Linked DNA regions of Homo sapiens: region 1 is linked to region 2. Evidence: chromatin contacts called from ENCODE Hi-C or POLR2A ChIA-PET data. All regions are on one chromosome and are shown on one strand. Each heading gives the region's core, a stretch centred on a gene start or an enhancer-like site at or near the end of the contact. The rest is flanking DNA. Distances are from core to core; before and after follow the strand shown. Region 1 has its middle 65 kb from the start of VGLL2. Region 2 has its middle 130 kb from the start of VGLL2.

Region 1 (2,700 bases), core at 117-2,616, 61 kb after region 2:
ACTGAAAGGGAAGAATAAACCTACCATAACCAGGAAGAATGGATCCTTTAATTCTGAAGTGATTACATTTGGAGGGGAGGGGTTATTTAGTTGATTCTATTTAGTTTTTTGCTTATTTATGTTTTGGCTGTGATTTTAAGTATTGTGTGATAGAAAGAGTAGCAGCCTGAGTCTGGTTGCCCAGGCTCGAGTTCCTTCCAGAGGTACAGCAGGCTCTGTGTCTTCAGGCTTCCTCTGGACTTAGCAAGGCTTAATCTCTCAAGTAAATATAAAGGTGCACACCTGCTATAGACACATCCAGTGTGAAGACAGCTAATTCCCTACATAAGCTTCCATCAAAAGAATGTACCCACCATTATCTGAAACCTTTCTTCTAGTCTCCCTGTTTTCTTTGCATCATTATCTCCATGGACCTCTACATATTCTTGGAACTCCTTCCTCCATAATCAATGAAAACAGAAGTGATTATTTTCCTCTAAATTCCTCTATGGAAGACATGTGGCAGTTAAACAGTTAATCATTACTACTTTTTAAGTAGCTCTTCTACTATGAGCTCAAATTGCCATTGAATTCTTTTGTTGTGGTTGTTTAATTTTTCCTGCATTTATTTTTTGCCTCTAAAAACAGATCCTATGCTCCTTGATGGGAGAAAAAATTTCTGATTCATCACTGATTTCTCCCACGATACCATTTATGGTAATACCCATAAAGTGGGCAGTCAAAAGATATTTAGTGAGAAGTTTGAGAAATAAGTGTAAAAATATTTTAAAAGGTAAAAATGTCACACAAATATAAAGAATTGTTGTTACTGTCCTTTGCTATAATTTCAATGATAATTCCGCTTCTATAAGATACCAGTCAAATGAAAGAGAATGCCTTGATTCTCAAACCCCAACACATTCCTCCTGTGATATAAAAGGCCTCCAAACTTTGAAATCATAAAATTACATTCATCTAAAATATATGGTTATATATGTTTGCTCTGCTTTTCATCATTCATGTCAATAGTTCATTATTTTGCTTTTACTCCTTAAACTCTCCTACAGCTAGACAGGACCATTAGCAACAGAATTGGGCTACTCTGGCAATATTAAATGGCTAAAGGCCAGAATGCAGTCAGTCTAGTTAGCTGGTCTATTTTAATTTTGTTTCTGCATAATGAAAACAGTCTGCTAAGATGCGTGTGACTTACGTTGACCCACGGATACATCCATTTTTTTTAAATAGATGTCTCTTCTTTATTGAAGACAAGTATGTCTTGTCACAATTTGGCTGCCTAATTTTAGCTCCAGTGGGGTTTGCTTAGACACCAAGCTCCAAATCCAGGCCAGAAATAGGCAGAAGAGTGATGGTCATGTGTTTAACAAGATCCCAGGCAACGGGCCAACACACATTGGAGCTAGGTTGGAATTTCTTGCCCTGTGAAAATGCAGTGCTAAATCTTCCTATCCCTCTTCTCTCTTTCTCTACAAGTGGATCTCCCCTGTACAGTGAGCTGTCACCTGAAACTAACAAGGAGGATGTGACTCCCAGCAATCTGAGCTACAGTGAATAGTGCGTGACCTACCAGTCTTGACATGCCAACTTGGACTATCATTTCTAGAATGGTTGAAAAATAAATTTTAATGTAGTTCACCTCGATATATGATTTCATTAAAAACTTTTAAAATGGGTACATCTTTACAGTCCTTTGACACTCTCAGCATGTAACACATAGTATTTCTCTCTCTCTCTCTCTCTCTCTCTGTCTCTCTGTAGAAAATTGCTCCTTGTTCTTGTTTCACACTTTCTCATTAGGGCTTTTTAAATAAATATCTATAAAGAGTGAACTCCTACACTCCCCACTCTCATCCTTTTGATTATTATTTGTAGATTTACTGAGAAAATTATTTTTAAGCTTGTAAGTACACCTTGTTGTTTTTAAGATATCTAAATTTGGCTATATGTTCATGTTTCCCCAACTTTCTAGGGCCTTCATATCCTCTTTCATAGAAACTTTGCCATATGTTAAGGTAGTCTATAGAGCCAAAAATAAAAATAGCACATTTATAAATGTGTTTGTCTTTTCTATGACTGACTCTCTAGGATACCTAAAAAGGAACATATAAGAATGAAACAGTCTCTATCAGAAAAGACAGAGAAGCCTGCGACCTCATACAGCATAAAATCTTTGAGTTATTTTCTGAAGATTTTTTGAACAGTTATTAGCTACCTACAGTTCCCAAAATCAAAGAATCAATATATATTACAACCAACCACCATATTTAAAGATTTAATTAAAGTTCTGAACTCTAATAAAAAAAATTTACCCCGGGGAAACTCTTAAGGTGTATTAACTGTGTCCCACTCAAGGGGAAATATGAGTTTCACATTGGATCTAGAAAACCAGACTTGGGTTCCTCTTGGTATAAAGGGGGCATTGGCTATAAGAAGTTTTTTCCAGCAGTGGTAGAAATGGATATGCTATGATCTTTCCTTCTTACCTGTACCTTATTGTGACTTAAACATGGAAGGTAGGGAAACCATCTCTGATTACAGACCTAAGTCACACCCCTCTACCACATACCCAGAAAAGAACATCTGTTACACAGACTGATTAATTCAGTGAACCACCCAATAGGACCAACAGCATCACCACTTAGCTAATGGGCTAATAGATGGAGATGAGCCAGCGGCTTATGTAATGATCCAAACTTTAAT
Region 2 (2,700 bases), core at 97-2,596:
TCTAAAGTTACAGGACAGTTTCTAACTTTGTGCTTGTCCCAAGGCATCAGAACCAAGGCACATGATTTGTAATTTATGAGGACACCCACAGAGCTGTCACTTGCAAGGCAGGTGTTGGGAAAATGGCAAGCAGCTCTAGGAAAGAAAAGAAGTCTGATCTCACCCCTGAATAATGGTGGCCAACCTAGTCATGGATAGGAAGCGTTGACATAAGCGAGCTTTAAAAATAAAGCAATGGCTCATCTTGCTAAAGGCACTCTCTGTCTTTACGCAGTTAAAGGTAACAGAATTTAAGTAATCTATGAACAAATTAGGCATTGTGTTTACCTGAGGCATCTTGTTTACTTTTGAACTATGCTTTGCCATCTAAACTGCCAATTTCAGGTATCCTATGGATAAACAGGACAAATCAAAATTCAAATCAATAGTCCCACAGAGTGCAAAGGATAACGATCTCCCAACCTCCCTAAATAAAAAATACAATGTGGAAACCAAAACAAATTAACTCAAGAGCTAGATTAAAGGAATTTTAATAAAAACATTTAAAAATACAAATTGTCAATCAATATGTTAGCTGCCTAATATTTTTGTGTCAACTGAGTTTGGTCTCATTGCAGCTTATTTTAAATTCCAATTTATGGTAATATTTCAGAGACTAATAAAGTGTAATTTAATCTGAAATTGATTTAGATGGAGTGGAAGTCTATTTATAAGTAAAAGTAGAGTGAAAGTCTTGAGGCATTTTCAAAGCGCCACAAGGCACACATTGCTACTCTGGATGGAAAGAATATCAGCTAGGAAGCAATCTGAGCTGCGAAACCAAATGACATCATGATGAAAAGGTTCCAAGATTTAAAAAGTATTGCTTACTGATAGGCAGCTCAGCTTTCCATCTTGGGCCTGAGAGTTCCAGTGGGATGTCTGTGTTACAATGCAAGTCTAGCCAACTTCACACTATGGGAAAGCCACAATGATCATAGAGAATCAAATATCAGGAGATTGCTGGTTGCAATTGGAACTTTCACATTACCAAACTAGAGGATTTTTTTCCTTCCTTTGGTAAGGACAGATCGGATTGGCCGATATTTCTCATTACCACATTCTTAAAATCTTCCTTCCTTATAACTTGCATCCTGGTATTGACAGCTCACATCCTTCTTACAGATTTCTTTATGTTGCCTACTAACAAAGAGTCCACAAACCACCCAATGACATAATCCATTGTGTCCTGCACCCTCCTGCCTCTACCATAAATGATCAGGGCTGAAAAGAACAGTTAAGGAGGTTCTGGAAAACTCCAAGCCACATATTTGGCTCTTAGCCTGGAAAAACTCCTGACAGAAAGCCTGTCTGGTGCCCTTGGCAGAGCCCCACAAGATCTAGTAAAATGCCAAAGAGGAGGCAGCATGACATCAAGAGGGAAGTGTATTGTAAAGCAAAAGTGTTACACCTGGCCAAGGCAGATTTGAGAAATTATTATTGACTGGTTGGATGACTGCAATATAGGTATAAAAACACAGAGCCAGTATTCTTGTGTCAATTTTTATTTGGTGGTTTCAGACCAAACTTCCTTCCTATTTATTTGGCTTTTTTTCTAAGAAGTGGAATATAGAGTCTTGAGGAAAATGAAAGGATATCTCTGAGCTGCCCTTTTCCTTCTTTGCAAGAATCCAAAGGGAAGACAAAGAGATTGAAAGCTCAAGGAGGAAGTCACTAAAATAGCTGGAGAACATCCAATATTTCACATTGAATCTCAGCTCAGCAACTGTGCACACCAGCTTGATCTCTGTTGTAAGAGCCTCTGAGGTTGGATTCTTCCATTGTTGTCCTCCTATCTTATCTACCTTCACCATCCCACATGTTGGACTGATCTGAAAGTGTGAGATCCTAAGGAGGTGTGAAGGGGGAAGGTTTGTCCTGAACACTCAGCTGTTGGAAAATCTCTAAAGATCCACTAGCAAGCCAAGTATTTTAGAATGCTCTGCATTTCATCAGAATGCATGTTCATGAACAAACACCAAGAAACTTCAAGCCTGAGGGCTTGAAGAGTAGGAGATGGTGGAAACAGCCATCAACTTATACTCAGACTTAAAAATCTCTGGCTTATCTGCAAGGTCTGCTTCAGGTTAATAAAAGAACACATTAAAACCTGAATTTTACCATTCATTATATATTCTTCATTATTACAGAGATGACGATAAGGAAAAAGCTCAGATGTCTTGATGTGTTGATAAAGGACCTAAAGACAAATACAAATGATGTTAGGTTTCTGGTCTTTTAAACCTGAGTACGAACAATGCTTTGGCCACTTATGGGCTATGTGAACTTGGTCAAATTACTTTATCTCTCTGAGCCTCATTTTCCTTATCTGCAAATAGGGAAAAATGCTTACTGTGTGGTATTATGATAAAGATGAATCAAGATGATATATGTGAGGCACCTAGGAAAATAATAGTCTATTTTTATCACATGGATTGACTTATTGCTATTAGCTAGTTGCCTTTTAACATGGATAGGTATATTTATTTAACAAATATTTATTTCTCACCTGCCATAAGCCAGGCATCCTTTAAAATAAGTTATCTTGAAAAAAATGAAAACATACATTAGTTAAAAAACCCAAGAAGATTTTTATCATCTCTTTTACATCTGGCTCCATCCAAGGCATTTAGGGAATATAAAAGTGGAATACTCAAATGT

Evidence for each region. A loop is a pair of places that touch in the nucleus more often than their neighbours do. ChIA-PET counts read pairs that join two places held with the same protein, here RNA polymerase II (POLR2A). Pooled maps may share reads with other maps.
Region 1: a map of cardiac septum shows a loop between it and region 2 (2.4-fold over the local background). The contact joins two enhancer-like sites. A Hi-C loop is called at or near these places in 1 of 168 maps with a recorded cell type or tissue (cardiac septum) and 2 of 50 pooled maps. POLR2A ChIA-PET finds 5 or more read pairs at or near these places in 1 of 52 experiments (OCI-LY7).

What each region holds. Positions count from the first base shown.
Region 1 is chr6:117,198,850-117,201,549 of GRCh38, forward strand. No RefSeq gene overlaps it. Among named protein-coding and RNA genes, the nearest start is that of VGLL2, 65 kb to the right of the region's middle. Within about 2 kb of position 1,367, at least 3 of the 41 ENCODE cell types and tissues checked have a DNase peak (open chromatin) inside an H3K27ac peak, as active enhancers do.
Region 2 is chr6:117,137,790-117,140,489 of GRCh38, forward strand. No RefSeq gene overlaps it. Among named protein-coding and RNA genes, the nearest start is that of VGLL2, 130 kb to the right of the region's middle. Within about 2 kb of position 1,347, at least 2 of the 41 ENCODE cell types and tissues checked have a DNase peak (open chromatin) inside an H3K27ac peak, as active enhancers do.